2 separate regions of the Homo sapiens genome follow, and region 2 is linked to region 1. Evidence: read pairs that join two places in POLR2A ChIA-PET (ENCODE). Cell type or tissue: OCI-LY7. All regions are shown on one strand. Links, peaks and the distances in the headings refer to the core of each region. The heading gives the core; the rest is flanking DNA. Region 1 holds the start of ZNF473-AS1 (ZNF473 antisense RNA 1). Region 2 has its middle 8.5 kb from the start of MIR4751.

Region 1 (15,412 bases), core at 2,743-10,742:
TCCCCTCTGCCTAAGCGGCTCTCAGGGCTTACATTTTTAAAGTTTAACCTGGGACCCTGTTAGAACTCCATACCTCCTCTCCTACTCATCTTGTCTGTCGCTCCCTCACGTTCTAACTACCATTGTATCATTCAGAGCGGGAGCTGTGTGAGGACAGGGCGTGTCCCCAGTGTTTGGAACGAACAGTACCTGCTCTAGGGCCCAGCAGACAGCTCTAAACTAATGAATGATTGAGTAGCAGCTCTTAGGACTTGCTTGTTCAATCCTCCAGTCACCCCATGAAGAAGCTGGGTTGTCCCTCTTTTGCCGATTGGTCTGAAACTGAGGTTAAAAGAGTGGCAGTCACCTTCCCAGCTGTGTCAGTGTCCCCAGGAGCACCCACAGATTCAGTGATTGGCTAGGATTCCCAGGACTCATCCTGTAGTCAGACTCATGGCTATGACTTACTACAGTGAAAAGATTCAGAGCACAGTCAGCAAAGGGAGGAGGTACATGGGGCAAAGTCCAAGGAAGCCAGGCACAAGCTTCCAGAATTCTCTCAGGGGAGTCACATGGGACATGCTTAATTCCCCCAGCAATACTGTAGAATGTGATATCGCGTGTGAAATGCTGTCCACCAGGGAAGCTCATCAGAGACTCAGTGCCAGGGTTTTTACTGGGGGCTGGTCATGTGGGCTCCTCTGCCTGGCACATTCCAAAATTCCAGCCCCCCAGAAGGAAAGCAGGTGTAAGCCACCGTGTTTGCACAGTTTAGGTCCAGGGAGCGTGTCTCTTCAGTTCTGGAGACACGGGGTACCCCCCTGAAATCCAGCCTTGCCAGCAGGCTTTTCCCAGGAGAGCAGCCAGCCTGCTGTGTCGCCCTCTTCTGCACACCAGTGTCACACAGTGAGACAGCAGCAGGGCCCAGACTCCAGCTAAGGTCTGTGCAGCTCCAAGGCCATATCACCCCAGCTCCCCATCAGTGTCACCTGATTAACTCATTTTCCCTCTCTGTTGCCTCAGTTCTTTCTTTTTGAAGAACCAGAAAAATAATTTACTCCAAAAGATGAAAGAAGTAAAAGATAACACACGGTGGAAACTATCATTTGATAGAATCTCATCACATTGGGGCAGACTTTCTCCAGACTGGCCAGTGTGTGCTAAGAAGCATCTCGTGGGAGGTCCTACCTCAGTGTCTTTTTGAATTTTTAAACTACAGCCCACAGTAAGAAGTGTGTTTACCTCGACTGCCCCTTCACCCATTTGTGTGAATGTATGAGTAGTGTATCCGTTTCCTATTGCTGCTGTTACACATACCACAAACACAGTGGCTTCCACCAGCACACTTTTATTATGTTACAGTCCTGGAGGCCAGGAGTTCCAAATGCATGTGGCTGGGCTGGAGGCGAGGTGTTGGCAGGGCCACCATGTTCCTTCTGGAGGCTCCAGCACGTAGATAGTCCTTCCTGGCCCGTTGCCAGCTTCTGGAGGTCACCTGTATTGCTTGACTCATGGCTTCTCAGTCTTCAAAGACAGCAGTGGCGTTTTCTCCGCTGTGGCCTGTATCCCTCCTGGATGGTGACTCTGTTCCCTTCCTTGGGGAAGCTTGTGGAGGGTATGGCTCAGGACTGCTTGGGCTCTGGGACCCTGACATTTTCTGTCCCTGGCCCATGGAGGCCTCAGGCAATGTGTGGCCCATGGGTCAGTGAATAAATCATGAATGGCTAAGGAAGTACGTGCCTCTCCACCTGGCAGATCCTGCCCATTAAAGAGCTGTCACAAGTCCTTTGTATCCCCAGCCCCAGCTGTCACAGCTTTGATCACCCTGGATTGTGATTGTTTGGCTCCCTCTCCATCACTGGACTGGGAACCCTACAGGACAGGCATCCCCAGAGTCGCCCAGTGCAGCACCTCGTCCACACACAGGAGCCACGTGCAGGATAAAGCATAGAAAAGTCAGGAGAGCCAGGAGGTTCTCACTGAGTGTCTGGATGGTCCTCCATGTCCTGGTTGGGTGACAATGCTTTTCTCTCCCTGCAGACCCCCCAAGACCCAACCTGACCTCCCACCCAGATGGCAGTGAAGATCTGGAGCCTCTGGCAGGAGGAAGCCCAGAAGCAACAAGCCCTGGTGAGTGGATGGAGAGGGGCCCCTTGTGTACCTTCTGTCTTCCAGACCTCCATCCTGAGGCTGCAGCCAGCTTTCCCACAGGTCTACCGAGACATTACAACGCTCAGCTTCAGGACTTCACTCTGCTTCTCGCTGGCTTCCATCCCCTTGTCCTGGGAGCTGGGGGGATCAGGACATTTTTATAGACCCTCACTCTGGGGTCTCTCTACCTTGCCCTTCAGCACAGGGTTATCCTGGTGCCTCTCCACAGCTCCTCCTCTTTCCTTCCAGACTCAACAAGGGTACGCCCTCCACTCTCTCAGTTGGTCTCTCTACTTTCCTGCCTTGTGCTCCCTGAGTGTGTTGACCCTCATTCTACTTCTTTTACCTCCTTTCCTTCAGGCCCATTTTTCCTTCCTATCCCTGGGGCATAGCAGATGGCCACATCAGGGAGTAACTTAAGCCCAGGCCTGAATGCTGCCAAGAGCATCTGCCCTGCCATCTCCCAAGCCGGGGTTCCTCCAGGTGGATCAGGTTAGGTGGTGAGGATTCCTGGGGTATTACCCATGGTAGAGACGTCCCCAGCATGAGAAGCAGGGCCCTGAACCAGAGACCACAGGAATCTCAGGCTGTACCCCATCCAGTCAGTCTGCAGCTCCCTTCTTGGCTCACCACGCTCAGGCTCGTGTACATGAGGCCTCTGCAGCCTCCTCTTCAGCACATCAGTGTTCCTCATAGGTGACTAACTCATGCACAGGCTCTCACAACTTCTGCTTTCTGTTTCTGTCACCTCAGCATATTGGCTGTTTCCAAACATAGGTAGCCATGCCTTTACTAACAAATATACCTCCATATCCTCTAGTAGTGACACTTGAGTTGCATAGTTACCACATAAGCGTCTTTCCCCTTTAACAGCATGCCGCTCTTGGAAGCAGGGCTTAGCTGATTCACCCTGTATTCCCAGCTCCTGACATCATGCTTGGCATATAAGGGGTGCCTATTACATGTCTGTTGGTGCATTTGAGGCCGAGGGAACAACATGAGCACAAGTGTGGTGAGGAGAGTGAGCTGGATATCTGTGGGAGAGATGAGCAGAGGCAAAGGTGACAATTCAGAACAAGATGTGGTTTCAGAAGGCTTTCATTTGCAAGTTTTAATTCCAGGCAGAGAGACTTTAAGCAGTCTCATAGATACTCAGATGGTGAGCCAAGAACTGCACAAGGGACAGGCTGGAAAAGGTATGATGATGGAGGAGAGGAGAGATGGGGAGACTGGAGGCATACAGCAGAGCAGTGACATTCATGTTTTGTGAAGGATCCCAGAGAGCATACAGCTTGGTAGTTAAGAATATGGGGGCCAGGCGTGGTGGCTCATACCTGTAATCCCAGCACTTTGGGAGGGCGAGGCAGGCCGGTCACTTGAGGTCAGGAGTTCGAGACCAGCCTGGCCAACATGCTGAAACTCTGTCTCTACTAAAAATACAAAAATTAGCTGGGCGTGGTGGAGGGCACCTGCAGTCCCAGCTACTCGGGAGGCTGAGGCAGGAGAATCACTTGAACCCAGGAGGCAGAGGTTGCGTTGAGCTGAGATCGTGCAGCACTTCAGCCTGGGCAACAGGGCAAGACTCAGTCTCCAAAAAAAAAAAAAAAAATATATATATATATATATATATATATAGTCAGAGGGGTTCAAATCCTCAGTCTTCTGCTCACTTACCTGTAAGAAAGCAGAAACGTGCCTACCTTACAGGAGGTTGTCGAGTGTAACAGAGTGCCTGAGGCACTCCTGCCTGTGAACAAGCATACCATGAATGGGAATTACTCTGTCCTGTGAATCTTTCTCGTGGCCGCCTCTGTGGCAGTGGATGGATGAGCAGTGGAAGGTCCCCATTAAAGAACTTACCTTCTGGTAAGGGTCAGGGGTCAGACCCTTTCATAACCTGTTATGGTAGAGGATGGTCAGTGCTCAGCTGGTTTTCAGAGAATACAGGGCAGGGGACTTAAAGCAGAATGGGGATGGGGTTGTCAGGGAAGCCTTTCAGAGAAGGGTGATAAGCTGGGTATTAAAAGACTTAGAGGAGTTAGTCCAGGAAGTGCCATCCAGCATGAGGGACCATTAAAGGCACAGAGGAGAAAGTCTGGTGGATTTAGGGAACCGCAAGAGTTCTATGAGGTCAGCACAAAGAACACTGGGCTAATACACTCATTTCTTTTCTCCAGGCAGGAAGCCATGGAAGGGTTTAATCAGAGGAGTGATATAGTCAGATCCATTAACTACAAAGCCCTTTAGGGCTAGTGTGGAAGACTAGAGAGAGAGAGAGACAGACAAACAGGAGACCAATGAGCAGCCTGGGGTCAGATGCTGAGTCAGTGATAAAGAGAGGAGAGGAAGGGAGTTGAGACATTTCGATAGAGACCAAATGAAAATAGTGCCAAGTTGAGGGAGGTAGGGAGGAGGTTGACTCCCAGGATTCTAGCATGGAGAACTGGATGGATGGTGGTGTGGGGAGAGCGGGGTGTTGTCTGGGATAGAGGATGCAGGATATGAGGAGGAAGATTTTGGTGACAGTACAGGATAGAGTGGAGAGTAGAAGCAGGTGAGTCCAGGCGATTTTTTAGGGAACTTGGTCAGTCACTTAGGTGTGAAGGTAATGGTAGAATCTCCCTCCTCGTTGAACCCTATGGTTTCCCAACTCCCTTCTTGACCCTCCTGGGAATGGGCTCTGTCTGTTTTCTGTGATGCCAGTTCCACATGGGTCACCCCTTTGGGTCCCTTGATGGATAGGCTGGACTCAAGATCTATCACCCCTACTTGCTCTTGTCTGTGTTCTCACCCTTAGTGAACAGGAGACATTTGCACTTGCTCTTTCAGATGTGACTGAGACCAAGAACTCTCCTCTGATGGAGGATTTCTTCGAAGAAGGATTCTCCCAGGAGATTATAGAGATGTTATCCAAGGATGGCTTCTGGAACTCCAATTTCGGAGAAGCCTGTATAGAGGACACCTGGTTAGATAGTTTGCTAGGCGATCCAGAAAGTCTTCTGAGGTCTGATATTGCCACCAACGGGGAAAGTCCCACGGAATGCAAGAGTCATGAATTAAAGAGAGGACTCAGTCCTGTGTCCACCGTTTCCACGGGAGAAGATTCCATGGTGCATAATGTTTCTGAAAAGACCCTCACACCAGCTAAGTCTAAGGAATATAGGGGTGAGTTTTTCTCCTACTCCGACCACAGCCAGCAGGATTCTGTTCAGGAAGGGGAGAAACCATATCAATGTAGTGAATGTGGGAAAAGCTTCAGTGGGAGTTACCGTCTTACCCAGCACTGGATCACTCATACTAGGGAGAAACCCACTGTCCATCAAGAGTGTGAGCAAGGTTTTGACCGGAATGCTTCCCTTTCTGTGTATCCGAAAACTCACACGGGCTACAAATTCTATGTGTGTAATGAATATGGGACAACTTTTAGTCAGAGTACATACCTGTGGCATCAGAAAACTCACACTGGAGAAAAACCATGTAAGAGTCAAGATAGTGACCACCCACCCAGTCATGACACACAGCCTGGTGAGCATCAGAAAACTCACACAGATAGTAAGTCCTACAACTGTAACGAATGCGGCAAGGCTTTTACCCGGATCTTCCACCTTACTCGGCACCAGAAGATCCACACTCGGAAACGCTATGAGTGTTCCAAGTGCCAGGCGACCTTCAACTTGAGAAAACACCTCATCCAACATCAGAAAACTCACGCTGCAAAAACTACCTCTGAGTGTCAGGAGTGTGGGAAGATTTTTAGGCACAGTTCGCTGCTCATTGAACACCAGGCTCTTCATGCTGGAGAGGAGCCTTATAAGTGTAACGAACGTGGGAAATCCTTCAGGCATAACTCTACCCTAAAGATCCATCAGAGGGTTCACAGTGGAGAGAAGCCTTACAAATGCAGTGAGTGTGGGAAGGCCTTCCACCGGCACACTCACCTTAATGAACATCGGCGAATTCATACAGGCTACAGACCCCACAAATGTCAGGAATGCGTCAGGAGTTTCAGCCGGCCCTCACATCTGATGCGACATCAGGCCATTCACACCGCAGAAAAGCCCTATAGCTGTGCTGAATGCAAGGAGACTTTCAGCGATAACAATCGCCTTGTGCAACACCAGAAAATGCACACTGTCAAAACCCCATATGAATGTCAGGAGTGCGGAGAACGCTTCATTTGCGGCTCAACCCTGAAGTGCCACGAGAGTGTTCACGCCAGAGAAAAACAAGGATTTTTTGTGAGTGGGAAGATCTTGGATCAGAACCCAGAACAGAAAGAGAAGTGCTTTAAGTGTAACAAATGTGAGAAAACCTTTAGCTGCAGCAAATACCTAACTCAGCACGAGAGGATTCACACCAGGGGAGTGAAGCCCTTTGAATGTGACCAGTGTGGGAAAGCCTTTGGCCAAAGTACTCGGCTCATTCACCATCAAAGAATCCACTCTAGAGTGAGGCTGTATAAATGGGGTGAGCAAGGGAAAGCCATCAGCAGTGCCTCCCTTATCAAACTTCAGTCCTTCCACACAAAGGAGCACCCTTTTAAATGTAACGAATGCGGAAAGACCTTCAGCCACAGTGCACACCTCTCAAAACATCAGTTAATTCACGCTGGAGAGAATCCCTTTAAATGTAGTAAGTGTGACAGAGTCTTCACCCAGAGAAACTACCTTGTTCAGCATGAGCGAACTCATGCCAGAAAGAAGCCGTTGGTGTGTAACGAATGCGGGAAAACGTTCCGTCAGAGCTCATGCCTTTCTAAGCATCAGAGAATTCACTCAGGTGAGAAGCCCTATGTATGTGATTACTGCGGGAAGGCCTTCGGCCTGAGTGCTGAGCTTGTCCGCCACCAGAGAATTCACACTGGAGAAAAGCCTTATGTTTGTCAGGAATGCGGGAAAGCCTTCACCCAGAGCTCATGCCTTTCTATTCACCGGAGAGTTCACACTGGGGAGAAGCCCTACAGATGTGGTGAATGTGGGAAAGCCTTTGCCCAGAAAGCAAATCTAACACAGCACCAGAGAATTCACACAGGGGAGAAGCCTTACTCCTGTAATGTGTGTGGCAAAGCTTTTGTCCTCAGTGCCCATCTCAACCAGCACCTGAGAGTTCACACCCAGGAGACACTTTATCAGTGTCAACGTTGCCAGAAAGCCTTTCGGTGCCACTCGAGCCTCAGCCGCCATCAGCGTGTACACAACAAGCAGCAATACTGCCTGTAGCCATTGGGTGGCAGCAGAGTCCCAGAATATGAGACCGTTACTCGGATGTTGAAAGTTGGAAACTATCCCATTGCAAGTTTCTCTCCAAATAAATGCATCTAAAGATTGATTAGAAAGTTTGTGCGCATGTTTTTCATTATAACAATGAAAACACAAAAGTGGAGAAGCTGTACAACGTCAGGATTCAGAGGTAGGCTCTGGAGCCAGTCTACCTTGAGTTAAATCCCACCTCTGCCATCTACTACCTAAGTGACCTTGGGAAGGTCAGAAAAATCTCTCAGGGCCTCGGTGTCCTTATCTGTAAAATGGGCATCACCTACCTCAGAGGGCTTTTCTGAGGATTAAATAAATAAATGTGAAGCACTTAGAACTGATGGCCAGCACATGAGGGCTCACCAAGTGTAAGCCACAAATACACATCAGCTATAGCACAAATATACTTGTGTTACAAGAAAGGAATTAGTAATCTGTGTTTACTGTAGTTAATGTTCTTACAATGTATCGCTTTTAATTTAAGTTTTCCTTTTTTACAGTTTTTCTCCAGCACTTTACTCTTCTTAAGTGCCTGGCCTTTTTTGTCCCTTTATCTCTCCTGGTTTTTTTCTTAAGCCCCAGAAAGCCAAAAAGAACATGTAAACTCTTCACCTCAACTAGCTACAACCTTCCACTCCTAACCTCCCAAGCTTCTCACTTAAAGAGGACTCCCTATCCCACAAACACATGCTCCCTCTTCCTATGACCTTCCTCCATTTAACAGTGTTGGTTATGCAATAAGACACCCAATTTTTCATGGGAGTTGACACCAAAACACAGCTGGATTCCATCAGGAAAGCTGCATTGATCAGGGTGTTAACCGCATATGAAACAACCCATATGGAAGACATACTTAGGGGTCAAACCTGTGGTGTGTGGAAGTGACCACTGGGATGTCATCATTCACCATTTATCCAGGATGGCCGCTCACCAGGCAATTTGCTAGGCTCGGGGGCGGGTAGTATCCATACACTATGCACTACTGCTCTGAAGCTTCTGGAATCAGAAATGAACCCATTTTCATCGACGATTGCTGTTAGTTGACAAGTGACATCTTGAAAATGCCACATTCCCTCATGTCACAGGAAGTTCTGGGATCACCAAGGATTGTTGGAGAGTCCAGTGAGATGGAACCACACAACCAGTTCCCTACCAGTGTCTTGTCAGCTCTGGGTGTTTGTTCCCTGCCACTAAGTGGCTCAGTCACACCTTTGCTGAAACACAGTAGTCTTATGAAAAGCACTGGACACATACTTTGAATACCTTTCATATTTTAGGTGCTGAAAATGGTGAGGGAGTGAGTGCTCTGCACCCTTGGGCTTTTCAACTCTTGCACCTGGAGTTCTGCTGGTTAAGTTTGTTAAACTTAGTTGAAACTGGGAACCTGTTGGCTAACCATTGGGGCCTTACACTGTTTTTCAAATGGTTGCAACATTTAACTTCTCGCACATGGTTCCCGTCCTCTGGAGCTCTGTCTTGTCGGGGAGATGGGCATGTTGTATACCAAAAGAGTGTACAAAGTGTTGCAGGGCTGTGACACAATAGGGACTCTATGGAAAACTGGCAGCCATTGGGTGTGGGGGCAGTCTGTAAATCAGTCACCTGTGTTGCTGCAGGCCAAGGTAGAAACGCCCTCCGTGTGTGCATATTTGTTGGTTCTCTGATTAAAGTTTTGAGTCTAAAAGCATTGGTTCCTTCTCTCAGCCTGCTGCCATGCAGCCACGCATCAGTCCCTGCCTGCCAGGCCTCACGTCTTTGCTGGGGAGGGCTTCTGGTGGCGATCAGTAAGAGGGAGCAGCTCAGTTTTCCCACTGTCTGGGCGGGGCATGCGCCACTGAGGAGGCACACAAGTTCAGCTGGTCCTCAGATGCATCATCAAACAACACTTTTCAGTCTGTGTGTGGGCCTAAGTAACCAAGGAGAGAGCACAGGCAGCCTGCAGTTCACTCTTCACAGACATGTCAGGCCCCAGGCTTGGGGAGTGTTTCTAATTAGCATCCAGTAATACATATAACTTTGTTTATACTTTAATTTTTGTCCCCACCTTTTTCCTTTAGTGACAAGTGACAAGAGATACTAGTTCCTGCTCATGGTAGTAATAGAAAGTTTTTTTTTTTTATAAACTGAGCTGATAGGGCCGAGTGTGGTGGTTCATGCCTGTAATCCCAGCACTTTGGGAGGCCTAGGTGGGAAGATGACTTGAGCCCAGGAGTTCGAGACCAGCCTCAACAACGTGATGAAACCCTGTCTCTACGAAAGAAATATGCAAATTAGCTGGGTAGTGGCCACTGATCACTTAAAAATGATTAAAATGGCAAATTTTATGTATATTTTTACAATTTAAAAACATTTAAAGTTTAAATTTAGATAAAAGTTTAAGTTTAGATAAATTTAAAACATTTTAAAGTTTGTGTGGTAGGCTGGGTGTGGTGGCTCATGCCTGTAATCCCAGCACTTTGGGAGGCTGAGGTGGGTGGATTGCTTGAGCTCAGGAGTTTGAGACCAGCCTGGGCAGCATGGTGAAATCCTGTGTCTACAAAGAATACAAACAGCCGGGTGTGGTGGTACACGCCTGCAGTCAAGCTACTAGGGAGGCTGAAGTGGGAGAATCGTGAGCCTGGGAGGTTGAGGCTACAGTAGGCTGTGATCATGCCACTGCACTCCAGCTTGGGCGACAGAACAAGACCCTGTCTCTGAATAAAGGAAAAAGATGTGATTGGAAAAAGAAATGAGCTACAGGAGCCTAAACCAAGCAAGGCTAAGATGGCAAAACCCAACACCTCTGAGGCTGATGCAAAGACAAGCTCAAACGAGGTCAAGGTATAAAGCAGCAGCAAAGTCTTCTCTAGGGCCAAGGTCTCCCCCAACATTTCAGAGATGGGGACCCCTTGTCGGAACTGATACCCCAGCTAAATTCCAGCTTGACTTCTGGAAGGGCTGGAGACTAAGGTCAGTCAGGGTGATCAGCCCTGTCAACATAACCAACCCCATAACCCTGGGTACCACGGCGTGGGTGAGCTTCTCTGGCAACACTTTGTGTGCGGTCACACATCATTGCTGAGTGCGTTAAATGCTTTCCATATGACTTTACTGGCAGAGGACACCTGGAAGCTCACGCTTGGTCTCTCCTAGACTCCATCCTATGCACCTTTTCCCATTGCTGGTTTTAATCTCTATTCTTTAGCTGTAGTAAATGCAATCAAGTATAACAGCTTTGCTGAGTTTTGTGAGCCCTTCTAATGAATTACTGAACTTAAGGGTCCACTGCCCTCTCTGAGCCTCAGTTTCTTCAGTGGACTCAAGAATGATACTCAGTGTAAGGATTCTCAAAACGAGCATCAGCAGGTTCCGCCCACGCCGGCCTCCTGGGTTCAGTTCTCTAATAACCACCTCCCTTCCCCGCCTACTCCAGCCAATCCTTGTGCTGACTCGGCTCCTGGCCACGCCCTAACCCCACCCCCGCTGCCTCTAAACCCGTCCCCACCCCTGCAGCCTCACAGGCTGCCGTCAGATTCTCAAGCCCCTATTCCTCTCGGTGGCCTAAATCCCCAACTGCTCGGGGCCACTTTTCAGGCCAAAATGGGCCCAAAATGGGGAGGGCAAGTGATGAATGTCACTAGACAGTGGGGCCCTCAAGGACCTGGCAAATGGGGGCTTGGACCTCGGATCGGCCTCCCACGCGAAGCTTGCTCCCCACCAGCATCCCCACGTTGGTGGCGACGCTGCCCCGGCCCCACGGATACTTCCGCGCCTGTCAGACTCCCTGATGAACTACCCTTCCCAGAGTACCGCGGGAGCTCGGGCTCCTGAGGGCGACGGTCCTCTGATGGCAGATGCGGGAGAAACTCTGGCGTCAGGCGGCCCTCGCGTGGAGCACACGAAGTCGTGGCTTATTCTGGCTTCAGTATGTGGGGTGGAGAAGGCGATCCACGCAGCTGCGTCTATTTCCTGTGGATCAATCGCAAAATACGTTCTGTAAGCCCCGCCCCCACTGCGTGCGGGCGGCTTTTGTCTCCACGGCAACCGTCAACTCTGGAAACGCCTGTCTTTCTCCATGGCAACTGTCTACGCCGCAGGCTGGAGCTGCCCATTACCGGAGCCCGTAAGCAGTATGGGTGCTGGACAAACAGCGTGATCGGGTCGTAAAACTTGGTGGAAAACGAATATTAGAGCACAAGGAAGGAAAAACCGGGCTGGGTGGGACTGAAATAGTTGATGTGAGGGAAGATTTCTCAAAGGGAGACTATTTTTTTATTGTTTGTTTGTTTTTTACTTTTATTTTTTCAAGACGGGGTCTCGCTCTGTTGCCCAGGCTGGAGCACAGTGGCACGATCTCGGCTCACTGCAACCTCCGCCTTCCGGGTTCAAGCGATTCTCCTGCCTCAGCCTCCCGAGTGGCTGGGATTACAGGCGCCCGCCACCATGCCTGGATAATCTTTTGTATTTTTAGTAGTGTGAAAAATGGGAAAGTTATTCTTCAAAGATTATAAAAAGTCACAATTTCTTAGTATAAGATTGCTATCCACTATTATATATTCCAAATCAGCTGTCCTAGCTTGCTCCGGCATGCCTGGACAGAACTAGACAAGCCCCAGGACATAGTGCATAGTTAAGGAAGCATCCTTAACTATCCCCTGGGCAACTTCCTTTTCTTTGTTCTGTTCCCCTTACCCAGTTAAAAAAGTTTTAAACTAATAGCCAATCGGGTAAAGTGTAAAATGTGAGGTCCTATTCCAGCCAATGGAAACTGGACACAGCAGTAGGGTAGACACATCAGGTTATAATAACTCTGTCTCCTTAGTTTGGCGGGGTCTCGTGGCTGGACAGCTATTGAGTAGCACCCTTTCTGCAGGAAGTAAAGCTCACCTTGCTGAGAGATCATTTGTTCCCGCATTAATTCTTTTTTTTTTTTTTTTTTTTTTGCGACACCAAAAACCTCGTTCCCAACAGTAGGGGTTTCACCATGCTGCCCAAGGCTGGTCGCCAACTCCTGACCTCAGGTGATCCACCTGCCTCCCCCTCAAGTGCTGGGATTATAGGCATGAGCCACTGCTCCTGTCCCATGAGGCGGCCTTTGAAAAAGGCTTTGAGGGATGAGCAGGAGGTCGCCAGGAAGAGAAGGGAAAATATACTATATCTATAGATCTGGCCAAAATTAAAAGTCTCAACGAGGGTGTGAGGAAACTGCCGTTCTCCTACCCTGCTGGTAGGGAGAGGAATGTCTTCAGCCTTTGAGGAAGTAAATCAGTCAGTCAGTTGGTGATGTTTGCTGAGAACCTTACTGTATACTGGGCAGACGCTAGGGATACAGCGGGGAAAGACAGAGGGCAGGCAGTAACCATGAGACATGATTGGAAATTATAAGTGCTGTGAAGTAGGCTGGGTGTGGTGGCTCACACCTGCAATCCCAGCACTTTGGGAGGCCAAGGCGAGTGGATCACTTAAGGCCAGGAGTTCGAGACCAGCCTGGGAAACATGGTGAAACCCCGTCTCTACTAAAAAGACAAAATTAGCCAGGCGTGGTGGCGGGCGCCTGTAATCCCAGTTACTCAGGAGGCTGAGGCAGGGGAATCACTTGAACCTGGAAGGCAGAGGTTGTAGTGAGCCGAGATCACACCACCGCACTCCAGCCTGGGCCACAGAATGAGACTCTGTCTCAAAAAAAAAAAAAAAAAAAAAGTGCTGTGAAGTAAACAGGCAGGGGCTGAGATGGGAATGAAGGAGGGACTGTGGGATCAAGAAACATAATTCTTTGAGAACATAATGTGAAATAATATAAATAATATCAACCTCAAGAGAAATGTAGAGGAATACTATGAATTGCAGCTGGAATCTGCCCTAAATGTACATTTCTTCTTCCTGGTGTTTGTGACAATTTGAGTTGGGGTTTTCTTTTAGTCACAGCTGAAGGCATCCTGATGTGCTAGCATAAACAAGATGAGTGTCTTGCTTTTGATGCTTTTAGCTACTCAAGCCAGTAAATTATCATTCTTGTTTGAACTGTGTGAGAGGTGGTCAAGTTCAACATTTGAAGGGAGAGTTGAGAGATACTGAGTGGGAGAGAGGGATAGGAAAAACATGCCTTCTTTCTGTTTAGGTTTCTAAGGTGATAGGAGATAAGCCTGGAGCTGCTCGTGGTCACCTTGCCACCATGGGGGGAGAACCTGCCAGAAAATGAAACTAACCAAAAAGGAAGCTGAGCTAAGAGGAGTGACCAGATTACTGACATGTCTCTTAAACACCTGGATCCATCTGTTCCTGAAGGCAAAACTGTTCAATTACATAGGCTAATAAATTCCCTTTCTTCCTTAAACAAACAGAATACTCTTGGCTGGAAATGAATCTCTATCTTATACCAGAAATTATTTAAAAATCCAGATGGATCAACAGCCGGGCACGGTGGCTCACGCCTGTAATCCCAGCACTTTGGGAGGTCGAGGCAGGCAGATCACGAGGTCAGGAGATTGAGACCATCCTGGCTAACACGGTGAAACCCCATCTCTACTAAAAATACAAAAAATTAGCCGGGCGTGGTGGCAGGCACCTGTAGTCCCAGCTACTTGGGGGGCTGAGGCAGGAGAATGGCGTGAACCCAGGAGGTGGAGCTTGCAGTGAGCCGAGATTGCGCCACTGCACTCCAGCCTGGGTGACAGAGCGAGACTCCGTCTCAAAAAAAAAAAAAAATCCTGATGGATCAAAGTTTTAATTGTGAAAAAAATCGTAAAAGTACTAGAATAAAATATAGCAGAACTTTTTTTTCATAATCTTCGGGGTGAAGAAGGCCTTTGTTAGCATGATAGTAGATCCAAAAACTATAAAGGAAAATACAGATAGATTAAAATACCTAAAAATTTAAAAACTCTGTATAACAAACATAAACAAAATTGAAGAGAAACTGGGAGAAAATATTAGTCACTTATATACCAAAGTGTTAATATGCGTAATATATAAGGACTTGCCGTTATAAATCAATACAAAAAGGCTTCTCAATTAAAAATGGGCAAAATACATAAATAGGCAATTCACAGAATAGAAAACATCAATAAATACATAAAAAGATAATCTCACAACCAAGAGGACATTTTTACCTATCAGATTAAAATTGCTTTAAAAAATGACTAACACCAAGTATTTGGGAAGGAAGTAAAGAACAGAGAAATAGGCACTCATATACACTTCCAGGAGTTGTGCAAATTGTTTCACCCCTTTTGGAGGACTATTTAGAAATAACTATGAAAAATTTAAATGTAGGTGTTCTGTGATCCCACAAGTATACTTGTAGGAATTCATTTTGTACATATGTCAAATAATAAATATCCAATGATGGAAAAGAAAATGAAAGCAACTTAAATATCCATTAACAGGGATTGGTTAAACAAATTAAAGAAACCCTAGCATGAAATATTACACAGCTGTGAAAAATGAAGATACCTATGCATGTATATATTTTTGTGTAATATGTACAATATGTATATATTTTGCATTATCATGGGAAAGTATCCACATTATATCAAGTGAGAAAAGTAACTTCTTAAAATTATGTTTGCATGTGGTTATGCCATATATACCATACATATGTGAATATATATACATATAAAGTCAGTTTCATAAAAACAGAAAGGGAGATTTCTTATTTATAGAAAAAGTATGAAATCTTTGGAATGAAGTTTTTTTTTTGAGATGGATTTTGCTCTCGTTGCCCAGGCTGGAGTGCAATGGCACAATCTCAGCTCACTGCAACCTCTGTCTCCCAGCTTCAAGCGATTCTCCTACCTCAGCCTCCCAAGTAGCTGAGATTACAGGTATGTGCCACCACACCCAGCTAATTTTTTATTTTTATTTTTAGTAGAGACAGAGTTTTACCATGTTAATCAGGCTGGTCTCGAACTCCTGACCTCAGGTGATCCACATGCCTCGGCCTCCCAAAGTGCTGGGATTACAGGCATGAGCCACCACACTCGGCCTGGAACAAAGATTTACAGGGCACTAAAGATTTCTTCATTTTTGTATCATCTGAGTTATTCACAATG
Region 2 (14,536 bases), core at 5,052-13,051, 100 kb before region 1:
TGGGGAGGGCCGGGCGTGGTGACTCACGCCTGTAATCCCAGCACTTTGGGAGGCTGAGGTGGGCAGATCACGAGGTCAGGAGATTGAGACCATCCTGGCTAACACGGTGAAACCCTGTCTTTACTAAAAATATGAAAAATTAGCCGGGTGTGGTGGCGGGCGCCTGTGGTCCCAGCTACTCGGGAGGCTGAGGCAGGAGAATCACTTCAACCTAGGAGGCAGAGCTTGCAGTGAGCCTAGATTGCGCCACTGCACTCCAGCCTGGGCGACAGAGCAATACTCCATCTCAAAAAAAAAAGAAAAAGACAGTAATAAAGATAACAGGGTGGGTGCAGTGGCTCACGCCTGCAATCCCAGCACTTTGGGAGGCTTTGCCAGGTGAATTGCTTGAGCCCAGAAGGTGGAAATCAGCCTGGATAACATAATGAGACCTCATCTCTACAAAAAATAATTTTTAAGAAAATGGCTGGGTGCTGTGGCTTACGCTTGTAATCCCAGCACTTTGGGAGGCCAAGGTGGGTGGATCACCTGAGGTCAGGAGTTCGAGACCAGCCTGACTAACATGGTGAAACCCTGTTTCTACTAAAAATACAAAATTAGCCAGGCATGGTGGTGGGCGCCTGTAATCCCAGCTACTTGGGAGGCTCAGGCAGGAGAATCCCCTAAACCTGGGAGGCGGAGGTTGCAGTGAGCTGAGATCGCACCATTGCATTCCAGCCTCAGCAACAAGAGTGGAACTCCATCTCAAAAAAAAAAAAAGAAAAAAAATTAGTGGGTGAGGTGGTGTGCACCTGTAGTCCTACATACTTGGGAGGCTGAGGCAGGAGGATCGCTTGAGGCCAGAAGTTGGGGACCAGCCTTGGCAACATAGCAAGATGCTGTCTCTACAAAAAAAAAATTAGGTGGGGCCGGGCGCCTTGGCTCAACGTCTGTAATCCCAGCACTTTGGGAGGCCGAGGCGGGCGAATCATTTGAGGTCAGGAGTTCAAGACCAGCCTGGCCAGCATGGTGAAACCTCATCTACTAAAAATACAAAAAAAATTAGCCAGGCATGGTGGCGCATGCCTGTAGTCCCAGCTACCTGGGAGGCTGAGGCAGGAGAATGGCTTGAACCCAGGAGGCAGAGGTTGCAGTGAGCTGAGATCACACCATTACACTCCAGCCTGGGCAACAGAGCAAGGCTCTGTCTCAAAAAAAAAAAAAAAAGAAAAGAAAAAGAAAAGAAAGAAAATTAGCTGGGCGTGGTGGCATGAACCTGTAGTCTGTAGTTCCAGGTACTCAGGAGGCTGAGGCGGGGGGATTGCTTGAACCCAAAGGTTGAGGCTGCAGTGAGCCATGTTTGTGCCATTGCACTCCAGCCTGGGTGACAAAGCAAGAACCTGTTAAAAAAAAAAAAAAAAAGACTGGGCACAGTGGCTCATGCCTGTAATCCCAGCACTTTGGGAGGCTGAGGTGGGTGGATCACGAGGTCAAGCAATGGAGACCATCCTGGCCAACATGGTGAAACCCCGTCTCTATGAAAAATACAAAAATTAGCTGGGCATGGTGGTGCACACTTGTGGTCCCAGCTACTCAGGAGGCTGAGGCAGGAGAATTGCTTGAACTCAGGAGGCAGAGGTTGCATTGAGCCGAGATCGTGCCACTGCACTCCAGCCTGGGCAACAGAGCAAGACTGTCTCAAAAAATAATAATAAATAAATACATAAATAAAAGAAAAAAGAAAAAAAAAGTTCTCCACCCAGCAGCAAAGCATCTTTCTTTGCAACAGTGCGGAATTTTACCGGAGCCTTGCGTGTGTGGACAACAGCGACAGTGAAGAAATCCCCCCACTTTTCCGGCCCAGGTGTAGTGGCTGACCCCTGTAATCCCTACACTTTGGGAGGCCAAAGTGGGAGGATCGTTTGAGCCCAGGAGCTTGAGAACAACCTGGGCAACATAGCACGACCCTGTCTCTACAAAAAGTTAAAAAAAACTAACAACAAAAAAGAAATCCTCCCGCTTTTTTGCATTCCAGGAGATGGCTTACTGAGAAGAACCACCCTTCCGTATATGACTTAGATAAGACTTGAGGATGAACCCCTTGTCTAAGACAAGGGCAGACATAGACCCTCCAAATTCCCATTTCGTTGTCTCGTACATGATTAACTGAACTGTTTTGTCCCCAGTGATCAATTGAAACAAAATGCTTGTTTAACCTAACTTACTCTCCTCACTGCCAGGCCTCTGAATTTCAGTCCATCCACAGCCTCAGCCAGAATACAGCCCCTCCTTAAGCACCTCTCCTGAGAAGAATAAAACATTCCCTGGTCGATTGTCCTGTACAATAGCCCTTGCATCTTATTTTCCCACAGCTGGTTCTTTCTAACCTTGTTTACTCCTCCCCATAAAAGAAAAAGTCTTTGGCTGTGCACATGGCCTGCGCCTGTGGTGCCAGCACTTTGGGAGGCTGAGGAGGATCCCTTGAGTTCTGGAATTCCAGAGCAGCCTGGGCAACATAGCAAGACCCCATCTCTACAAAAAAATTACAAATTAGCCGTGCATGATGGCACGACAGTGAGCTGAGATTGCACCACTGCACTGCAGCCTGGCGACAGAGTGAGATTCTGTCTCAAAAAAAAAAAAAAAGGAAAAAAACCTGCCCAATTCTTGTCTCACTTGCAAATCTTTTGCTTCTCCCTATTGCAATGTCCTCACCTTTATAGCAATAGTCCCTTTCCCACCTTAAAAAAATCCTTTCAAATAAAGTTTCTTTCCTCAAGGCTGCAGTGAGCCATGATTGCGTCTGGGTGACATAGCCAGACTGAGTCTCTAAATAAAGTCTCCTCACCAAGTATGATTTTTTTAATTGAGGTGAAATTCATATAATAGAAAACCATTTTACAGGGAACATTTCATAGAACAGTGGCATTTAGTACATTCGCGGTTCTGTGCAACTACTGCCTCTCTTTCCTAATCACTTCTATCACTCCAAAAGAAAACCTCATCCCCGTTAAGCAGTTACTTCCCACTTCTGCCTTCTGATGTGTTTTGTATTTGTATTCATTGAATGCTTGCAATTCCATGAAGTGGGGAAATGAGTATAAGTCTGTTTTTTTTTTTTTCAGACAGAGTCTTACTCTGTGGCCCAGGCTGGAGTGTAGTGGCGCGATCTTGGCTCACTGCAACCTCTGTCTCCCGAGTTCAAGCGATTCTCCGGCCTCAGCCTCCTGAGTAGCTGGGACCACAGGTGCACACCACCAAGTCCAGATAATTTTTGTATTTTTAGTAGAGACGGGGTTTCACCATGTTGGCCAGGCTGGTCTCGACTCCTGACCTCACGTGATCCGCCCACCTCAGCCTTCCAAACTGCTGGGACTATAGGTGTGACCCACCGCGCCGGGCGCGAAATGATTTCTTACTGTGAGTCATGGTCAGAAAAGTTTGAAAGCCACTGGTAGGCTCCCCCCAGCTTGACATACTGATTTTCAGACAATAGCCGGTTTGCAGACCCCACGCTTCCAAAACCAATCATTTCTGGCCTCTGGGCGGAGTTTGTCTTAGCAGGAGTCTGCCGCCAGGTGGCGCGCGTACCCCGCCGGGAGTGGGTTTTGCTCCATCCCAGACTCAGACCGTCCAAGCCGGTGATTTCCTTCTGGTCGGTTTACGGGGACTAGAAGCCCTGACTTCGAATACAGTTCACAAAGCAGACCCCTGCAGGGGGTTTTAGGCGGCTAAGAAGGGAATTGGCTCTCCTAAGACTCTCTTTCTCCAGAGAGCTCATTAAATGCCTCCCGCGCCAGAAGGGGTCCCCGCCCCCGGAGCTCGCATCCCAGTGGGGAGGACACACACAAACCCCATTCGCGATCCCGTCAGTGCAGGGAGGCTCCGGCCTGGGGCCGAAGAGCCGAGTCTCTCTGGTGCCTGACAGCACGGGATAGAGCCCCGCCCGGCCACCTGCTGGCTGTGTGACCTTGGGAATAGTGCTTGGCCTCGCTGTGCCTTGGTTCCCTCCACTATAAAATGGCAGTGATAACAGCAGCCACTTCATAGGGTTCCGGGCATTGCGTAAGTTAATACATGCAAAGCGCTCAGAAGGGATGGTGCATGTTTGTCGAACCCGTTGTTAAAAATTCCCATTTTAGGCTGGGCGCAGTCACTCACACCTGTAATCCCAGCACTTCGGGAGGCCGAGGCGGGCGGATCACCTAAGGTCAGGAGTTCGAGACCAGCCTGGCCAACATGGTGAAACCCCGTCTCTACTAAAAATACAAAAATTAGCCAGGCGTGGTGGCATGCGCCTGTAATCCCAGCTATTCAGGAGGCTGAGGCAGGAGAATCGCTTGAACCCGGGAGGCGGAGGTTGCAGTGAGATGAGATCACACCACTGCACTCCAGCCTGGGTGACAGAGTGAGACCCTGTCTCAAAAAAAATTTCTTATTTTACAGAAGAGAAAACCAAGGACAAGAACAGGGTAGTGAATCACCAAGCCCACATTTTTTTTTTTTTTTTCTGCAGGAAGATCTCCAAGTTGAGTCCAGTGGTCTGACTCCCAGCCCAGATGGCCTTCCCTCGGCCTTGTGCTTGCTTGCTTGGGGTGGAAGTGGAGCCAGCTCCCTTGGGATAGCTGCTCAAGCCCCGAGTGAAATCCTCCCGCAGAGGACATTGGCCCCCTGTTGGCATCAGTGCTGGGACTCGAATGAAACTCTGTTTCTGCCTGGGTCAGGAGAATAGCTAGATTAAATAAATAAGTCACTGTAATGTCACAGGGTGAACCCCCAAATTGGGATTCAGCCTGGGAGGCCACATGAGTTGTTGGCTTCGTGCAGAAAAGAATTCAAGAGTGAGCCAGCAGAGTAAAGTGAAAGCAAGTGAAGGAGGCCGGGCGCGGTGGCTCACGCCTGTAATCCCAGCACTTTGGGAGGCCAAGGTGGGAGGATCACTTGAGTCCAGGATTTCGAGACCATCTTGGGCAACATGGCGAAACCCTGTCTCTACAAACAATACAAAAATTAGCTGGGTGTGGTGGTGTATGCCTGTAATCCCAGCTACTTGGGAGGCTGAAGTAGGAGAATCACTTGAACCCAGGGGGCAGAGGTTGCAGTGAACCAAGATTGTGCCATTGCATGCTAGCCTGGGTGACAGAGCAAGACTCTGTCTTAACAAAAATAAAAAATAAAAAAAAAATTAAGGCTGGGCGCAGTGGCTCACGCCTGTAATCCCAGCACTTTGGGAGGCTGAGGTGGGCGGATCACGAGGTCAGGAGATTGAGACCATCCTTGCTAACATGGTGAAACTGTGTCTCTACTAAAATTAAAAAAAAAAAAAAGTTAGCTGGGTGTGGGGGCAGGCGCCTGTACTCCTAGCTACTCGAGAGGCGGAGGCAGGAGAATGGTGTGAACCTGGGAGGCGGAGCTTGCAGTGGGCCGAGATTGCACCACTGCACTCCAGCCTGGGCCAGAGTGAGACTCTGTCTCAAAAAAAAAAAAAAAAAAATATAGGCTAAAATAAACAAAGGACTGCCACCACGGCCACGGCCACTACCGACACCTCACCAGGGGCCAAAGCATGTATTTCCCAGAGCCTGAGAGCTGCATGCCTGGGGCTGCTGCCATTGACAGCAGTCCTGCCCCTGCACCAGCAGCAGTGCCATGCACATTTGTACATGCCCTGAGGACAGGATCTCCTTGCCGACAACTGCCACTACCACTAACACCCAAGCATGCCACATAGCAGCCAAGGGATTGCCTCAGCCTGTTCACCACCTGCACCCACGTGCACCACCACAGGGCCTGAGGACGGGCCCACCCAGTCAGGCACTGCTCCCCACAATGCCCAAGCATGCTGCCTAGGGCCCTGGCATTGCCCTGCCCATCTGCCACCACTGGTATCTATATACTCCTCCTGGGGGTCTGAGGATGGGTCTACCCAGCCTGCTGCCACCATCACCACTGGCACACACTGACATGCATCACCCACCTAGCCCATCTCAGCCACTGGTAACACCAGTGTTTGCTGCCTGGGAAGTTAAGGATTGTCCCACCATTGCCACTGCCACCATCATGCCATGCATGCAGCCCAGGGACCCAAGGACCCACTCATCATCCTTGCTGACTGCTGCCCCTGCTGGCACCAAAGTGAGCCACGTGGAGGTTCATGAATTGGCCCATCTGGACCTGTTAACACCAGTACTTGTGTATACCCCCAAAGGCCAAAGGATAGGTATGCTCAGCCTGCCTCTGTCACCACTGGAGGCCAAGGATTGACCCACCTGGCATCCCATCCCCAGCAAAGTCTCAATACAGCCTCCAGTGACAACCACATCCTAAGCCACTGAGGAAGTCAGACACTACTAATGCTGTTTGTAGCTGAAAAAATCATAGAGACTACATGACTGCACGCTAGAATCAAAGCTGAAGAGCATTACCCAGTGAACACCACAGATACGATGTCTTCATGAAAAAGTCTTCCGTTATGAAAGCCAATCCAAAAAATGGGAAGAAGTGACTGTTACACCAGACGCGCAAAAATCAATGTAGGGACATAAGAGACTTGAAAAAGCAAGAAAATATGAAACCTCCAAAGGAGTGTGATAATGCTCACACAACAAATTCCAATGAAAAGAAATTTATAAAGTGCCAGTGTGGGCGGCAAGCCACCCAGGTGCCGAGGCAAGAGACCGAGGGCACGAGCTGTTCCAGTATAGTAAAATATATAAAACAACAAGAGTTATACTAGATCTAGATCACAGACATGATTACATATGAATATCATTAATCATTAGTTTGTAGCAATTACTCCTTATTCCAATATTATAATAATCCTCGCTCTACAATCATAACCTAGGAAAAACCAGGCCATACAGAGATAGGAGCTGAGGGGACATAGTGTGAAGTGACCAGAAGACAAGAGTGCGAGCCTTCTGTTATGCCCGGACAGGGCCATTAGAGGCCTCCTTGGTCTAGCGGTAACGCCAGCGTCTGGGAACACGCCTGTTGCTAAGCGGACAGTGGTCTAGTGGTAGCCTCAGTGTCAAGGAAAACCACCCGCTACTTAGCGGACCAGGAAAGGGAGTCTCTCTTTCCCCGGGGGAGTTTAGAGAAGACTCTACTCCTCCACCTCTTGTGGAGGGCCTGACATCAGTCAGGCTCGCCTGCAGTTATCCGGAGGCCTAACCATCTCCCTGTGATGCTGTGCTTCAGCTCCTAGTCCACCTTCATGTTCCATCCTGTACACCTGGCTCTGCCTTCTAGATAGCAATAGCAAAATTAGTGAAAGTACTAAAAGTCTGATATGCAGAAATAATGGCATAAGCTGTCTCTCTCTCTTTCTCCTCTCTCTCTCTGCCTTGGCTGCCAGGCAGGGAAGGGCCCCCTGTCCAGTGGACACGTGACCCATGTGACCTTACCTATCACTGGAGATGACTCACACTCTTTACCCTGCCCCTTTTGCTTTGTATCCAATAAATAACAGCACAGCCAGACATTCGGGGCCACTACGGGTCTCCACGTCTTGGTGGTAGTGGTCCCCCGGGCCCAGCTGTCTTTTTTTTAATCTTTGTCTTGTGTCTTTATTTCTACAATCTCTTGTCTCCGCACACGGGGAGAAAAACCCACTGACCCTGTGGGGCTAGTCCCTACAGCCAGAAAAAGGATTCAAAATATTGCTATTAAAGAATTTCAGTGAGGTCTGGGCATGGTGGCTCATGCCTGTAATCCCAGCACTTTGGGAGGCCGAGGCGGGTGGATCATCTAAAGTCAGGAGTTCAACACCAGCCTGGTTAACATAGCGAAACCCTGTCTCTACTAAAAATACAAAACTTAGCCGGGCATAGTGGTGGGCGCCAGTAATCCCAGCTACTTAGGAAGCTGAGGCAGGGGAATCACTTGAACCCAGGAGGCGGAGGTTGCAGTAAGCCGAGATTGTGCCACTGCTCTCCAGCCTGAGTAACAGAGTGAGACTCTGTCTCAAAAAACAAACAAACAGCCTGGGCGTGGCGACTCATGCCTGTAATCCCAGCACTTTGGGAGGCCGAGGTGGGCGGATCACGAGGTCAGGAGGTCGAGACCATCCTGGCTAAAAATACAAAAAAATTAGCTGGGCGTGCTGGCGGGCACCTGTAGTCCCAGCTACTCAGGAGGCTGAGGCAGGAGAATGGCATGAACCCGGGAGGCGGAGCTTGCAGTGAGCCAAGATCGTGCCACTGCACTCCAGCCTGGGTGATGGAGCAAGACTGTCTCAAAAAACAAAACAAAACAAAAAAAAACCCAAAACCGAAAAACTTTCAAGTCTCTAGGCATAGAAGGAACATATCTCAACACAATAAAGGCCATCTATGACAAACTCACAACGAACGTTATACTGAATGGGGAAAAGCTGAAAACCTTTTCTCAAAGAACTAGAATAAGACAAGGAAGTCTACCTCTACCACTCCTATTAAACATAGTACCAGAAGCCCTAGCCAGAACAATCAGACAAGATAATGAAACAAAAGGTATCCAAATTGGAAAACAGGAAGTCAAATAGTCCTTATTTGCAGATTGCATGATCTTATACTTAGAAAAACTTCATCAGAAAACTTTTAGGTCTGATAAACCAATTGTGGCAGGATACAAAATCAACATACAAAAATCAGTAGCAAACCTATACACCAATAATGAACTGGCTGAAAAAGAAATCAAGAAAGCAATCCCATTTACAATAGCTACAAAAAAAAAAAAAAGAAAAAGAAGAAGAAACTTAGGAATAAATTTAACTAAGGAAATGAAAGACTTTGACAAGAAAAACTACAAAACACTGATGAAAGAAGCTGAAGATGCAAACGAATGGAAAGGCATCTTGTACTCATGGATTGGAAGAATATTGTTAAGATAACATTACTACCCAGAGCAACCTATGGATTGAATGCAATCCCTAGCAAGAAACCAATGACAATTTAGGAAAAGCAATCCTAAAATTCGTATGGAACCAAAAAAGCTTGAATAACCAGAGCAATCCTGGGCAAAAAGAACAAAGCTGGAGGCACCACACTACTTGACTTCAGAATGTATTATAAAGCTATAATAACCACAACAGCATGGTGTTGCTATAAAAACAGACACATAGACCAGGGGAACAGAACAGAGAACCCAGAAATAAACCCACATATTTACAGCCAACTGATTTTCAACGAAGGTGCCAAGAACTTACATTGGGAAAAAGACATCCTCTTCAATAGATGGTGCTGAGAAAACTGGGTATCCATATGCAGAAGAATGAAATTAGACCCCCATCTCTCACCATATACAAAAACCGACTCAAAATGGAATAGAAACTTAAGCGTGAGACCTGAAAGTATAAAACTACTAAAATGAAACATAGGAAAAATTATCCAAGACATTGGTCTAGGCAAAGATTTTATGGTTAAGACTTCAAAAGAACAGGCAACAAAAACAAAAATAGACAGATGGGACTACATTAAACCAAAAGCTTCTTCGCAGAAAAGGAAACAGCCAATGGAATGAACAGACAGTATGTTGAATGGGAGACAATACTTGCAAATTATTCATCTGACCAAGGACTAATATCCAGAATATACAAGGAATGCAAACAACTCAACAGCAAAAGAACAACCACATTAAAAAGCAGGCAAAGGACATGAATAGATATTTCTAAAAATAAAACATAATGGTCGGGCATGGTGGTTCATGCCTGTAATCCCAGCACTTTGGGAGGCCGAGGCAGGCGGATCACCTGAGGTCAGGAGTTCGAGACCAGCCTGGCCAACATGGTGAAACCCTGTCTCTACTAAAAATATATATTAAAAAATTAGCTGGGCATGGTGGTGCATGCCTGTAGTCCTAGCTACCCAGGGGGTCAAGGCAGGAGACTCGCTTGAACCTGGGAGGTGGAGGTTGCAGTGTGCCGAGATCACACCATTGCACTCCAGCCTGGGTGACAGAGTGAGACTCCATCTTAAACAAACAAAAAAAGAAGACATACAAATGGCCAACAGGAATATGAAAAAATATTCTAATCCCTAATCATCGGAGAAATGCAAATAAAAACCACAGTGAGATATCATCCTACCCTGGTTAGAATGGCTATTATAAAAAAGACAAAAAATAACATGCCTGGAAAGATTCCATCCCAGAAAAGTGAACTCTTCTTTTTTTTTTTTTTTTTTGAGACAGAGTTCACTCTTGTTGCCCAGGCTGGAGTGCAATGGCACCATCTTGGCTCACCGCAACCTTCGCCTCCCGGGTTCAAGCGCTTCTCCTGCCTCAGCCTCCTGAGTAGCTGGGATTACAGGCATGCGCCACCACGCCCGGCTAATTTTGTATTTTCAGTAGAGACAGGGTTTCTCCATATTGGTCAGGCTGGTCTCAAACTCCTGACCTCAGGTGATCTGCCTGCCTCAGCCTCCCAAAGGGCTGGGATTACAGGCGTGAGCCACCGCGACCAGCCAGAAAAGGGAACTCTTCTACACTGTTGGTGGAAATGCAAATTAGTGTAGTCATTATGAGAAGAGTATGGCGATTTCTTCAAAAACTAAACCTAGAACTACCATATGAGTCAGCAATCCCACTACTGGGTATGTATCCAAAAGAAAGGAAGTCAATATATCAAAAGGATACCTGCACCTCCATGTAGATTACACCACTATTCATAACAGTAAAGATACGGAATCAACCTAAATGTCTATCAATTTATCTATTTCTTTTATAAGAAAATCCTCTCAGGCTGGGTGCGGTGGCTCATGCCTGTAATCCCAGCACTTTGGGAGGCCCAGGCGGGTGGATCACGAGGTCAGGAGATTGAGACCATCCTGGCTAACATGGTGAAACCCCGTCTCTACTAAAGATATAAAAAATTAGCCGGGCGTGGTGGCGGGCGCCTGTAGTCCCAGCTACTAGGGAGGCTGAGGCAGGAGAATGGCGTGAACCCGGGAGGCGGAGCTTGCAGTGAGCCGAGATCGCACCACTGCACTCCAGCCTGGGCGACAGAGCGAGACTCTGTCTCAAAAAAAAAAAAAAAAAATCTTTATCCTCATTGTTTCCACATTGAGTAGGCTGAGGAGGAAGAGGAAGAGGAGAGACTCATTTTGCTGTCTCAGGGGTGGCAGAAGAGGAAGAAAATCTGTGTATAACCCAGTGTAAACTTGTGCTGTTCAAAGGTCAGCTGTACACACACATAGACACACAAAACATGCATAATACAGTTGAATACTACTCAGCCATAAGATAAAGAAATCCTGCCATTTGCAACAACAGAGTTAACTCTAAATCAGACGTAGACAAATACCGTGCTATCTCACGGATGCGTGGAATCCACAGAAGTCAAACTGTCACTAGAGAGTTGTCCAGGTTCTTGGCGTGTTGAACAAAGAATTGAACAAAATGCACAAATCAAGTAACAAAAGAAAATGCAAGGAGGGAAAAACCAGCAGAAGAATGGAGTAACAAAAGCACAGATTTTTTTTAAGTTCTGGGGTACATGTGCAGGACGTGCAGCTTTGTTACATAGGTAAACGTGTGCCATGGTGGTTTGCTGCACCTATCAACCCATCACCTAGGTATTAAGCCCAGCATGCATTAGCTGTTTTTCCTAATCCCGTCCCTCCCCCGGCCCCTTGACAGGCCCCAGTGTGGGTTTTTCCCCTTCCTGTGTCCATGTGTTCTCATTGTTCAGCTCCTACTTATAAGTGAGAACATGTGGTGTTTGGCTTTCTGTTCCTGTGTTAGTTTGCTGAGGATAATGGCTTCCGGCTCCATCCATGTCCCTGCAAAGGACATGATCATCCTTTTTTCTGGCTGCATAGTATTCCATGGTGTATATGCACCATTTTCTTTTTCTTTTTCTTTTTTTTTTTTTTTTTTTTGAGACAGAGTCTTACTCTGTTGCCCAGGCTGGAGTGCAGTGGCGTAATCTTGGCCCACTGCAACGTCTGCCTTCCGGGTTCAAGTGATTCTCCTGCCTCAGCCTCCCGAGTAGCTGGGACTACAGGCACCCGCCACCACACCCTGCTTTTTTGTATTTTTAGTAGAGACGGGGTCTCACCATGTTGGCCAGGATAATCTCCATCTCTTGACCTCGTGATCCACCTGCCTCGGCCTCCCAAAGTTCTGGGATTACAGGCGTGAGCCACTGCACCCAGCCCACCACATTTTCTTTATCCAGTCTATCATTGATGGGCATTTGGGTTGATTCCAGGTCTTTGCTATTGTGAATAGAAAAGCACAGATTTATTGAAGACAATTCAGAGTGGGAGCGGGATCGAGCCAGCAGCTCAAGAGCCTCCCCAATTAAGGTTTGTAATAAGCTAGAAGGAACCCGGCAACACCCCTAGACGCCCTTCAGAGGCTTCCAATTGGTTAGATGCTATGAAGGATTGGCTCAGGACCAATCAGTGGCCGTAGTGGAGACCCGGCCCGCAGTCAATCAGAGGCTGATGTGGCTTGTTATCACCAGGGAAGACGTGACCTGTAAGCCACACCTGCTGCTCTCCTGCCTGTAGGAACTGGCTGCACCTGCTGAACCCCTGTTCCTCTAATCCCCTATTCTCCTGCCACAAAACTCATGGAAACAAAGTAGAATTAGAACCGTGGTTGCTGGGGGCTAGGAGGGGAGAAAAACAGACAGATGTCGGTCAAAGGGTAGAAACTTGCATTTACAAGATGGGGTCAGCCCGGCATGGTGGCTCACACCTGTAATCTTAGCACTTTTGGAGGCTGAGGCGGGAGGACTGCTTGAGGCCAGGACTTTGAGACCAGCCTGGGCAACATAGTGAGATCTCGTTTCTTTCTTTTCTTTTCTTTTTTTGAGACAGAGTTTTGCTTTTGGCGTCCAGGCTGGAGTGCAATGGCGCGATCTCAGCTCACTGCAGCCTCGGCCCCCCGGGTTTAAGTATTTCTCCTGCCTCAGCCTCCCTAGTAGCTGGGATTATAGGCACCCACTACCAGGCCCTGCTAATTTTTGTATTTTTAGTAGTGATGGCATGATTACAGGCGTGAGGCACCGCACCCTGCCGTGAGATCCCGTTTCTACAAAATAAATAAATAAATAAATAATTACCTGGGTGTGATGGCATGTGCCTGTGGTTCTAGCTACTTAGGAGGCTTTAGTGGGAGGATCACTTGAGCCCAGGAGATTGAGGCTGCAGTGAGCTGCAGTGAGCTGCAGTGCCACTGCACTCCAGCCTGGGTAGCAGAGCAAGACCCTGTCTCAACAACCAACCAACCAACAATCAGTTCTGGGAGTCTACTGTACAGCATGGTGACTACAGTTAACAATACTGTATCGCATACTTGAAATTTGTTAACAGAGTACATCTTAAGTGTTTCTGCCACACACACACCCAAAGAGAACTGTGGAGGTGGCTGGGCATGGTGGCTCATGCCTGTAATCCCAGCACTTTGAGAGGCCGAAAGGGGCAGATCACCTGAGGTCAGGAGTTCGAGATTAGCCTGGCCAACATGGTGAAATCCTGACTCTACTAGAAATACAAAAATTAGCCAGGCATGCTGGCACGCGACTGTAATCCCAGCTACTCGAGAGGCTGAGGCAGGAGAATCGCTTGAAACCCGGGAGGTGGAGGTTGCAGTGAGCTGAGATCGTGCCATTGCACTCCAGCCTGGGTGACGGAGCGAGACTTGGTCTTAAAAAAAAAAAAAAAAAAGGAGAGAGACCTATGAAGGTGATGGAACAGGTAGTGCTCATTTCAGAATGTATACAAATATCAAAACATCATGATGTTCATGGTAAATATACTCAATTTTTATCTTTCAGTTATGCCTCAAAAATCTGGAAAAAGAAAAAAAAAACCCTTTAGAGTGGAGGAGAAGGAAGCAAGTGGGGCACAGGGAGAAACGAGCTGAGACACAGACCAACCCCAGCGTCAGCTGAGACTTCAGAGACTTCTGAGGCTGGAACTGCCCTGCAGAGGCCACCATCAGGGTCAGGATGGTCAGAACTTTATACCTAGTGGGCTCCCCTAAGAAAAAGTGTGACTCAGGCGAGGGACTCGCTGCACACACGCCTCTGTGGGATACTTTATTTATTTATTTTTGAGATAGAGCCTCACTCTGTTGCCCAGGCTGGAGTGCAGTGGTGCAATCTCGGCTCACTGCAACCTCTGCCTCTTGGGTTCAAGCGATTCTCCTGCCTCAGCCTCCTGAGTAGCTCAGATTACAGGTGCGCACCACCATGCCCAGCTAATTTTCTTGTATTTTTAGTAGAGATGGGGTTTCACCATGTTGGCCAAGATGGCCTCAATCTCCTGATCTCGTGATCCACCTGCCTTGGCCTCCCAAAGTGCTGGGATTACAGGTGTGAGCTACTGTGCCCGGCCTTATTTATTTATTTTTGAGACAGAGCCTCACTCTGTTGCCCAGGCTGGGGTGCAGTGGTGCAATCTCAGCTCGCTGCAACCTCTGCCTCCTGAGTTCAAGTGATTCTCGTGCCTCAGCCTCCTGAGTAGCTGGGTCTACAGGTGTGCACCACTACATCTGGCTAATTTTTGTATTTTTGGTAGAGATGGGGTTTCACCATGTTGGCCAGGCTGGTCTTGAACTCCTGACC

Evidence for each region. Peaks named below come from ENCODE experiments on the same cell type or tissue, not always from the same donor. Only the 100,000 strongest peaks of a DNase experiment are listed, where the experiment ranks them.
Region 2: POLR2A ChIA-PET joins it to region 1 with 10 read pairs; 3 of 35 experiments call an interaction of 5 or more read pairs at or near these places.

The regions. Positions count from the first base shown.
Region 1 is chr19:50,039,711-50,055,122 of GRCh38, forward strand. It overlaps ZNF473 (zinc finger protein 473), which reads left to right. Exons shown (of 5, transcript NM_015428.4): 4 at 2,020-2,109; 5 at 4,960-9,066. The coding sequence ends at 7,349. It overlaps ZNF473-AS1 (ZNF473 antisense RNA 1), which reads right to left and starts at 4,979. Exons shown (of 2, transcript XR_007067295.1): 1 at 4,922-4,979; 2 at 1,312-3,164. ZNF473CR (ZNF473 cis regulating lncRNA) reads left to right here and starts at 10,879. Exons shown (of 5, transcript NR_138096.1): 1 at 10,879-11,484. RefSeq lists enhancers at 10,925-11,134, 11,166-11,846. In OCI-LY7, for the core only: CTCF peaks have their summits at 7,356 (motif pointing right) and 7,567; a DNase peak (open chromatin) is centred at 7,351.
Region 2 is chr19:49,934,274-49,948,809 of GRCh38, forward strand. No RefSeq gene overlaps it. Among named protein-coding and RNA genes, the nearest start is that of MIR4751, 8.5 kb to the left of the region's middle. In OCI-LY7, for the core only: a CTCF peak has its summit at 6,134; no DNase peak of the experiment used is centred there.